Regions from separate parts of the Homo sapiens genome. Here region 1 is linked to region 2. Evidence: chromatin loops called from intact Hi-C (ENCODE). Cell type or tissue: heart right ventricle. All regions are shown on one strand. Each heading gives the region's core, and the rest is flanking DNA. Links, peaks and the distances in the headings are about the cores only. Region 1 overlaps PCYT1A (phosphate cytidylyltransferase 1A, choline). Region 2 has its middle 13 kb from the start of SMCO1.

Region 1 (5,361 bases), core at 1-5,000, 280 kb before region 2:
CTGTGTAGCCCCTCTGCAGGTTCCGCCTCGCATACACATCATAATCCCGCACAATTCGGGTGATGATGTCTGATGTGGAGATACCTTCTGTCCTCTGTGTTGGAGCAAACATGCCTAACTCAGAAACACATACAGACAAACACTGTGAGGTTCTGGTTAGCTCAGGTATTAAGACTAAATGGAAATTGGGGGCAACATTCCTTTCCTTTCCTCAAAAAGCAGAATCTGTTATTACTAAATGAAACTGAAAGATACTGATATACAGAAGGTAGACCGAATCAAAGGCCAGAGGTAAGGCAAAGAAGAGTTACATAGCCCTAATATTAAGAAAAATATGAGAAAGGGTTTCCTGAAATTAAGAGAGATATCCAAAGTAGATGTTTAGACCAAGAATTGATGGATGTCATGAACTGACGACAAAGAATTGATGGGTGCTATGCTCATCTTTACCTTTTATCCAAAATGTGGCCTGAAAGAGGATGTTGAATTTCTAATGTACACATTTTCCTCTGTAAAGCAGCAACATGGCTGAACATCTGCAGCTGCCCTGAGATCCCCTACAGTGAGGAAGCACAGCTCACTCACCTGCCTCCTTGATGTGCTTATAAACATCATCACTGCCAGCAGATGAATAAGGAATATCATCATGGGCTACAAAATCAATCTGAAAATAAGGAAACATCATTAAAACCCATGATAACTGCCATTCAGAAAGACCCAGTCAATGTTCTCAGGCCCAGAAAAAGGACAATAGGCAGAGGCCAGGCCTCAGTGGACTTCATATCTCTCTTTGCTTTGCTCATAAATTCTACAATCTATTCACAAACCACCCAACCTAATGATTTATGGAGTATACATATGAAGTTAGCCAGCTGCTTTTGTAGCTATTTCTCCTAGTCTGCTAGAACTGTTACCCTCACTCTGTATACCAGTCATCTTGCTGTGGTCAATAGGGCCAGAGGGTTTGCTGGTGAACCGGTTAGTGGGTGGAGCCTAGGAAAGAAGGAAATCTCCCTGTCCTGGGTCTGGAAGGATTTGGTCAAATAAGGGTTTCTAAAAGTATGAGAAAGGCCAGGCACGGTGGCTCATGCCTGTAATCCCAGCACTTTGGGAGGCCAAGGCGGGCAGATCACGAGGTCAGGAGTTCAAGACTAACGTGGCTAACATGGTGAAACCCCGTCTCTACTAAAAATACAAAAAAATTAGCCAGGCATGGTGGCGGGCGCTTGTAGTCCCAGCTACTTGGGAGGCTGAGGCAGGAGAATTGCTTGAACCCAGGAGGCAGAGGCTACAGTGAGCCAAAATCGCACCACTGCACTCCAGCCTGGGTGACAAAGCAAGACTCTGTCTCAAAAAAAAAAAAAGTATGAGAAAGAGGTTACTTCTTTCTTAACTAGTTTCTCTCAGTCCGTGAGAAAAGAGGGAATATAAAAATAGCAACCACGAGCCCTCTGACTGGAATAGATACATCTATTGGCCTGAGAAATACAAACCGAAGGCCATAAGAGAAGTTTTCTCCCTCTCCCCTCTCCCTTCTCCCCTCTCCCCTCTCCCTCTCCCCACGGTCTCCCTCTCCCTCTCTTTCTATGGTCTCCCTCTGATGCCGAGCGGAAGCTGGACTGTACTGCCGCCATCTCTGCTCACTGCAACCTCCCTGCCTGATTCTCCTGCCTCAGCCTGCCCAGTGCCTGCCATTGCAGGCGCACGCCGCCACGCCTGACTGGTTTTCGTATTTTTTTGGTGGAGACAGGGTTTTGCTGTGTTGGCCGGGCTGGTCTCCAGCTCCTAACCGCGAGTGATCCGCCAGCCTCGGCCTCCCGAGGTGCCGGGATTGCAGACGGAGTCTCGTTCACTCAGTGCTCAATGCTGCCCAGGCTGGAGTGCAGTGGCGTGATCTCGGCTCGCTACAACCTCCACCTCCCAGCCGCCTGCCTTGGCCTCCCAAAGTGCTGAGACTGCAGCCTCTGCCCGGCCGCCACCCCGTCTGGGAAGTGAGGAGCGTCTCTGCCTGGCCGCCCATCGTCTGGGATGTGAGGAGCCCCTCTGCCCGGCCGCCCAGTCTGGGAAGTGAGGAGCGCCTCTTCCCGGCCGCCCATCGTCTGAGATGTGGGGAGCGCCTCTGCCCCGCCGCCCCATCTGGGATGTGAGGAGCGCCTCTGCCAGGCCACGACCCCGTCTGGGAACTGAGGAGTGTCTCTGCCCGACCGCCACCCAGTCTTGGAGGTGAGGAGCGCCTCTGCCCGGCCACGACCCCGTCTGGGATGTGAGGAGCGTCTCTGCCTGGCCGCCCATCGTCTGGGATGTGAGGAGCCCCTCTGCCCGGCTGCCCAGTCTGGGAAGTGAGGAGCGCCTCCTCCCCGCCGCCATCCCGTCTAGGAAGTGAGGAGCGTCTCTGCCCGGCCGCCCATCGTCTGAGATGTGGGGAGCGCCACTGCCCCGCCGCCCCGTTTGGGATGTGAGGAGCTCCTCTGCCCGGCCGCGACCCGGTCTGGGAAGTGAGGAGCGTCTCCGCCCGGCAGCCACCCCGTCCGGGAGGTGAGGGGCGCCTCTGCCCGGCCGCCCCTACTGGGAGGTGAGGAGCCCCTCTGCCCGGCCACCACCCCGTCTGGGAGGTGTACCCAACAGCTCATTGAGAACGGGCCATGATGACGATGGCGGTTTTGTCGAATAGAAAAGGGGGAAATGTGGGGAAAAGATAGAAAAATCAGATTGTTGCTGTGTCTGTGTAGAAAGAAGTAGACATGGGAGACTCAATTTTGTTCTGTACTAAGAAAAATTCTTCTGCCTTGGGATCCTGTTGATCTGTGACCTTACCCCCAACCCTGTGCTCTCTGAAACATGTGCTGTGTCCACTCAGGGTTAAATGGATTAAGGGCGGTGCAAGATGTGCTTTGTTAAACAGATGCTTGAAGGCAGCATGCTCGTTAAGAGTCATCACCACTCCCTAATCTCAAGTACCCAGGGACACAAACACTGCAGAAGGCCGCAGGGCCCTCTGCCTAGGAAAACCAGAGACCTTTGTTCACTTGTTTATCTGCTGACCTTCCGTCCACTATTGTCCTATGACCCTGCCAAATCCCCCTCTGCGAGAAACACCCAAGAATGATCAATAAAAATACATAAATAAATAAAAGAAGTTTTATCCTCAGGATCTATCATTTCACTACTTTTTTTTTTTTTTTTGAGACCGAGTCTCGCTCTGTCGCCCAGGCTGGAGTGTAGTGGCACAGTCTCGGCTCACTGAAACCTCTGCCTCCTGGATTCAAGCGATTCTCCTGCCTCAGCCTCCCGAGTAGCTGGGACTACAGGCGCATGTCACCCCGCCTGGTTAATCTTTGCATTTTTAGTAGACAGGGTTTCACCGTGTTGGCCAGGCTGGTCACGAACTCCTGACCTCAAGTGATCCACCTGACTTGGCCTCCCAAAGTGCTGGGATTACAGGCGTGAGCCACAGCGCCTGGCCATTTTACTGCTATGAATATCCTTTGCAAGGGCAAGAAGAGATGAATGATACTGGGGATCAATAATGTTGTTCGGAGGCGTGCTAAACTTCACTTACTCCTTCCTGTATGGGCCACCAGCCTTTTGCTGATAATTACTAAGATCACTATACCATCCCCGAGAGACCACTGTAGTGTGAAGCATGTTCATTGGGACTATGTCAGAGACTCTCAGCCAGCATCTCAATTACTCATGAACAACTTGTCAGGGATCCATAGGCAGCAAAGTAAAGAATAGGAGGCCGGGTGGATCACCTGAGGTCAGGAGTTCAAGACCAGCCTGGCCAAAACGGCGAAACACTGCCTCTACTAAAAATACAAGAAATTAGCCGGGCATGGTGGCGCGCACCTGTAATCCCAGCTACTCGGGAGGCTGAGGCAGGCGAATCACTTGAACCCGGGAGGCGGAGGTTGCGGTGATCCGAGATCACGCCATTGCACTCCAGCCTGGGCAACAGAGCAAAACTCTGTCTCAAAAAAAAAAAAAAAAAGAATGGGACAAGCAAAACTCAAGGTTGAGTATATATTGTTAACAAAGAGAAAAGGGGAGTTAGAAATTCCTCTAACTTCATACTTCTGTCTGGGCCTGTGGGCTGTGGTGCTGAGAATAAACTTGCTTACCACCTTTGGTGCCACTGGCTGCTAGGTGTTGATGTAGAAAAGCCAGAGAATTATAAAAGGTCTGTCCTAATCCTCAATAGTTTTAATAAATATCCCCTCTTCAGGCCTACCCACGTATTGCTTTAGAAGCACTTTGGCTGCCTTCATTCTTTCTGCCTCACTGAACAATTTACCTACAACATTCCACGCGCCCCTGTAGAGAACTGACAACATGCTTGCTATTTCCTCAGGCTTGGGGGCCTCTAACCTGGCCTAATCAATCCTTCTCATCTTTTGTACCCACCTTTTGCAGGAAACCTGTGGCTTTTTTTTTTTTAAAGTAGAGACAGGGTCTCGGTATGTTGCCCAGGCTGGTCTTGAGCTCCTGGGCTCAAGCGATCCTCCCACCTTGGCCTCCCAAAGTGCTTGGATTACAGGCGTGAGCCACTGCACCTGGCTGAAATCTGTTACTTTAATGTGGGAGAATTAAAAGGAGGTAAGGGGTTGATAATAACTTACTGAGAAACAGTGAGAAATATCCTTGATTTCTGATTCCACCCAATTTCTAGCATAAGATCAAAGCCCTGAAATGAAACTTAAGCCAAGAAAAGTCTATGTTAATCCGTCTTATTTCCTGGTAATGTGACCGTCTTCAGAGTTCACCTGGGGCTATGGATATTCTCAGGAGACTGGCATGTTCTAAGGGTAGATGTGCCTATGGTGTGGGGGGAAGGTCTCGTAACTGGTGAGTTCAGTTCCCAGCCCTGCCAGTGGTGTAACTTGTGGCGAGTTCAGTTCCCAGCCCTGCCAGTGGTGTAATTTGTGGCGAGTTCAGTTCCCAGCCCTGCCAGTGGTGTAACTTGTGGCGAGTTCAGTTCCCAGCCCTGCCAGTGGTGTAACTTGTGGCGAGTTCAGTTCCCAGCCCTGCCAGTGGTGTAACTTGTGGCGAGTTCAGTTCCCAGCCCTGCCAATGGTGTAACTTGGAGCAGGTTATTTGGTTTCTCTAGCCCTTGTTACTCATATGTAAAGCGGAAATGACAAACACACCACAGGATTGCTGTGGGCAGAAAATGGAATAGAATGGATGTAAAAGTGCTTGCAAACCATCCAGCCCCATATAAACGTCAGGGGTGACTGTTATCACTAGTAATATCACTGTCATCTCCTACGAAACTTACATAAGAGGTAGAAGTAAAACACGGCTAGTGGAAAACCAGCCTACGTGCCAGCAGCTTTGAGAGTTGAGGGGATTCTGAAACAA
Region 2 (5,371 bases), core at 236-5,235:
CTCCCAAGTAGCTGGGACTACAGGTATGCACCACCACGCCCAGCTAATTTTTTTTTGTTTTAATTTTTATGTACAGACAGGCATCTTACTATGTTGTCCTGGCTGGTCTCCAATTCCTGGGCTCAAGTGATTCACCCGCCTTGGCCTCCCAAAGTGTTGGGATTACAGACATGAGCCACCACACCTGGGTTATTGTTGGATTTACTGAAGAAAAGGGGCAGGAGAAAAAAGTTAAATTACGACAAATCTCTAGGTCAATTAGAAGCCATATCTCTGGGATATTTTAAAAAATCAGTCTTACCGCTTCCGACTCTAAAAGTTAATGCCATTAGTAACAACAGCAGGAAAAATAAACCTGATAAAAACCAGCCCATTCATTTTAGCAAAAAAGCAGTTTAACTCAAAATACTTAGACCAAAGTATAACACTACGTACCCAAGGTGCCCCACCCACCAGCAAGAAGAGAAGAAATAATTGCTTTAAAAATCAAAATATGCGGCCAGGCGCCGTGGCTCACCCCTGTAGTCTCAGCACTTTGGGAGGCCAAGGCAGGCAGATTACCTGAGGTCGGGAGTTCAAGACTAGCCTGGCCAACATGGTGAAACCCTCTTTCTACTAAAAACACAAAAATTAGCCGGGCGTGGTGGCGCGTGCCTGTAGTCCCAGCTACCTCGGGAGGCTAAGGCAGGAGAATCGCCTAAACTCAGGAGACGGAGCTTGCAATGAGCCGAGATCCGCCACTGCACTCCAGCCTGGGCGACAGAGCAAGACTCTGTCTCCAAAATAATAATAATAATAATAAATATGCTCAGCATTTCTTCCAGAGATAGCAACGGTGCTACTCCTGAGAGTGCTCGGAAGGACTAAAGCTGGAGTGAAGATAATGTCTAGGGATTGGTATCCCACAAAGGCTTTCAAAGCCCAAGGTACCACAAGCACACTAAACTCGTCTATGAATTAGAAAACAAGATATCACTGCTGCTTCTTTCTGTCTTTTGAAATGTACAATATTTTGTAGGCTCTGCCCTTCGATGTGAAAGCAGGACTAAGAAAAAACAACTAAGAGGGCCAGGCTCGGTGGCTCACGCCTGTAATCCCAGCACTTTGGGAGGCCGAGGCAGGCGGATCATGAAGTCAAGAAATCAAGACCATCTGGCCAACATGGTGAAACCCTGTCTCTACTAAGAAAATACCAAAATTAGCCGGACGTGGTGGCAGGCGCCTGTAGTCCCAGCTACTCAGGAGGCTGAAGCAGGAGAATCATTTGAACCCAGAAGGCGGAGGTTGCAGTGAGCTGAGATCTCGCCATTGCATTCCAGCCTGGGCAACAGTGTGAGACTCCGTCTCCAAAAAAAAAAAATAGAGACAGAGTCTTGCTATGTTGCCCAGGCTGGTCTCCAACTCCAAGCTAAGAAATGTGAAATTATTTGACACCTAAATTTTTAGAACCATTTATCTTAACTGTGAAATTAAACAGATCTACCTTCTCCTGCCTTCAGTCAAACCACCTCACAAAAATAAGAGAACTGAAACAATCCAAACATGATCTTTTTTTTTTTTTTTTTTTTTTTTTTTTTTTTGAGATGGAGTCTTGCTCTGTGGCCCAGGCTGGAGTGCAGTGGCACGATCTCGGCTCACTGCAACCTCTGCCTCCCAGGTTCAAGCGATTCCCCTGTCTCAGGCTCCTGAGTAGCTTGGGACTACAGGCACACGCCACCACGCCTGGCTAATTTTTGTATTTTTAGTACAGATGGGGTTTCACCATGTTGGCCAGGCTCGTCTGGAACTCCTGACCTCAAGTGATCCACCCACCTTGGCCTCCCAAAGTGCTGGGATTACAGGAGTGAGTCACTGCGCCTGGCCCAAACATGATCATTTTTAAAGTCCTTGAAAGTATTAAAACTTTGAAAAGAAAAGAAAGAAGGAAAAACAAAAACATGGCAGTGCAGGAAAGCTTTACAAGAAAGAGGGGGTGAAAATCAATGGGCTTGTCTTTTTTTGTCAACAAGCAAGTGCAAGAAGGTTCATTTTGTGACTTGTTCAGTTGTGTTTTGCATATCTCCATTCTGATCGGAAGGGACTTTGAGGTTTTTCTGCAACTCCTGAGCATCTGCAGGCTCCATCCTCTTATCCTTTATCTGTCTTTGTCTCAGTCATCTCAAAGCCAAACTTCTGTAGAAGTCAATTGCTGACTCATTGCTGATCTGGACAAACAGATGTTGTCAAAAGTGCCATCTTGGCTGGGCAGTGGCTTATGCCTGTAATCCCAGCACTTTGGGAGGCTGAAGTAGGCAGATCCCTAGAGTACAGGAGTTCGAAACTAGCCTGGCCAATATGGTGAAACCCCGTCTCTACTAAAAACACAAAAATTAGCCAGGCGCGGTGGCTCCCATCTGTAACCCCAGCACTTTGGGAGGCCAAGGCGGGCGGATGTCCTGAGGTCGGGAGTTCAAGACCTGCCAGGCCAGCATGGTGAAACCCCGTCTCTACTAAAAATACAAAAATTAGCCGGGCGTGGTAGCACATGCCTCTAATCTCAGCTACTCGGGAGGCTGAGGCAGGAGAATCACTTGAACCCGGGAGGTGGACGTTGCAGTGAGCCGAGATCGCGCCACTGTACTCCAGCCTGGGTGACAGAGCGAGACTCCATCTCAAAAAAAAAAAAAAAAAAAAAAAAAAAAAAAAAAAAAAAAAGAAAGAGAGAGAGAGAGAGAAAGAAGGAGAAGAAAAAGGTGCCATCTTCTCCACAGATGTTTGACACGATTTAACATCTGAGTTGCTATTCCTGGCCTTGGGTAAGGTGCCGGACACCCTGGTGTGATGATGTGTCTGCGAATGATCCACCGTCCCGCCCTCGCCCCAGCTTTGCTAGCTCAGCCTCCAGCACGCCCTTGTAGGACGTGTCCCTGCAGCCGACTGAAAAGGTGGCCTGGATGGGTGTCTTCAAGTACGGAGAACTGCGGTGTCGCGCCTCCGGGCCCCATCCGGCTCCCAGCATCTTCTCCCGCTGCGGAGGCCGCATTTCCACTCAGGGCAGCGCCGCCGCGGTGGTTCCGCCCTGTCGGGCTCAGACCGGCCTGGGCGCCTCCGCGGGGAGCTGGGCGGTGGCGGGGGCCGCGGGAGTGGAGCCGGCCCGAGCCTCCAGGGGGCGCTGGCGGCCGCTTCCTCCATCCGCAGGCGGCTCCCGGCCACGCCCGTCGCTGAGCGTGAGGCGATGGCGGCCGAGCTCAGAACACTGGTCCCCGGAATGGAGAGCTGAGGGGACAGATCTAAGGGACATTTATAACTCCGCAGGGACTCCGGGGTGGGAGTCAGTCCGTCTCAGGTGCGTCTCCGGAAGAACTTCGGCGTCCTCAGGGAATCAGTCCCTGCCCCAGTGAGAAAAACCTTGCTGGGTCCTCCCTGATCCCCGCCACTACTTTTTTCTCCTTAGCAAAATCCAGATATTGTTTGAGTATTGGGCAGCCACGTGCTTCAGGGGAAGCTGAGCCCCTTCCCAGTGTGAGAGTTGGGGGTGAGTCTTAGAATAAATCAATCACAGCAATTTTATTATTATTGCCGTTATCATTGGTTTAGGAACGGACAGGTGGCAGAATTCTGGCCCATGAAATATAAGAAGAGGCCCACTGTGGAGCTTCTGAGGCCGGGCACGGTGGCTCACGCCTGTAATCCCAGCACTTTGGGAGGCTGAGGCTGGCGGATCACGAGGTCAGGAGTTCGAAACCAGCCTGGCCAACATGGTGAAACCCCCATCTCTACTAAAGATACAACAAATTAGCCGGGCGTGGTGGCGCGCACCTGTAATCCCAGCTACTCGGGAGGCTGAGGCAGGAGAATCGCTTGAACCCAGAAGGCAGAGGTTGTAGTGAGCCAAGATCGTGCCATTGCACTCCAGCCTGGGTGACAGGGCGAGACTCTGTCTCCATAAATTAATTAATTAATTAATTAATTAAGACATAGTCTTGCTACGTTGCCCAGGCTGGTCTCCAACTCCTGGGCTCAAGTGGTCCTCCCGCCTTGGCCTCCCAAAGTGCTGGGATTACAGGTGTGAGCCAGAAAAGTTTGTTTAAATTGTGCAAAAATATACATAACAAAATTTACCATTTTTATATTTTACTTACTTTTTATTTATTTCAATAGGTTTTTGGGGAACAGGTGGTGTTTGGTTTCATAAGTTCTTCAGTGGTGATTTCTGAGATTTGGTGCAGCCATCACTCGAGCAGTGTACACGGTACCCAACGTGTGGTCTTTTATCCCTCGCCCCCTTCCCACCCTTTCCCCTGAATACCCAAAGTGCATTGTATCTTTTTTTTTTTTTTTTTTTTTGTGAGATGTAGTCTCTCTGTGTCGCCCAGGCTGGAGTGCAATGGCACGATCTCGGCTCACTGCAACCTCTGCCTCCCGGGTTCAAGTGATTCTCCTGCCTTAGCCTCCTGAATAGCTGGGACTACAGGCACATGCCACCAAGCCCAGCTAATTTTTGTATTTCTAGTAGAGACGGGGTTTCACCATGTTGGGCAGGATGGTCTCGATCTCTTGACCTCATGATTCGCCTGCCTCGGCCTCCCAAAGTGCTGGGATTACAGGCTTGAGCCACCGCACCCGGTCCACTCCGTGGCTTTCTTTTCATCATCTTGATGGTGTGTTTTCATGAACTAATGTTCTTAATTTTCAAGTAGTCCAATTTATCATGTTTTCATTTTGATGTCTTATATATGAAATTTTTCCTACCCCAAGGTCATGAAAATATTTTTTTCCTTTTAGAAGCTTCACCACTTTACCTATTACATTTATATCTGTAATATGCCTAAAATTTAGACCTTTGGATTAATGTGAAGAAGGTCAAGATTCTTTTCTTCTCCATATGGATATACAACTGACTCAATCCCATTTATTATAAAGAGTTTCCTCACTGCTCTGCAGTGGACTTTTGTCATTAATCAAGTTTGCATACATGCAAGCATCTATTTCTATCCTCTATTCTGTTCCATTGGTCTGCTTATTTATTCTTGTGCCCAAATCACACTCAACCTTAATTATTTTGGCTTCATTAAAAAGTCTTAATAACATACAGTGTGAGTCCTCCAGCTATGCTCTTCAAGATTATCTGGGGTATTCTGGGCCATTTGCATTTTCATATAAAATTTTCAATAAGCTTGCTAATTTTTAGAACGCTATGAGCTGGGATATTGAGTAGAATTACATTGACATCTTCATAATATTTAGCCTTCTAATTCATGAATATGATACGTATCTTTATTTAGATTCTCTTTAATTTTCCTCGGTCGTGTTTTGTAGTTTCCTTTGTAGAGTTTTTGCATGTTTTCCATTAGATTTATTACTAGGTATTTGATGTTTCTTGATGCTGTTG

What was found. Peaks named below come from ENCODE experiments on the same cell type or tissue, not always from the same donor. Only the 100,000 strongest peaks of a DNase experiment are listed, where the experiment ranks them.
Region 1: a loop joins it to region 2, with 2.9 times the contacts of the local background. A loop is called at or near these places in 79 of 110 quality-filtered maps.

What each region holds. Positions count from the first base shown.
Region 1 is chr3:196,241,977-196,247,337 of GRCh38, forward strand. It overlaps PCYT1A (phosphate cytidylyltransferase 1A, choline), which reads right to left. Exons shown (of 9, transcript NM_001312673.2): 6 at 586-664; 7 at 1-114. Among named protein-coding and RNA genes, the nearest start is that of SLC51A, 28 kb to the left of the region's middle. RefSeq lists an enhancer at 4,799-5,361. In heart right ventricle, for the core only: no CTCF peak of the experiment used is centred there; no DNase peak of the experiment used is centred there; H3K27ac peaks cover 619 bases.
Region 2 is chr3:196,525,793-196,531,163 of GRCh38, forward strand. It overlaps the pseudogene NAA50P2. Among named protein-coding and RNA genes, the nearest start is that of SMCO1, 13 kb to the left of the region's middle. RefSeq lists an enhancer at 2,126-2,195 and a silencer at 2,966-3,265. In heart right ventricle, for the core only: a CTCF peak has its summit at 3,146 (motif pointing right); a DNase peak (open chromatin) is centred at 3,109; H3K4me3 peaks cover 941 bases.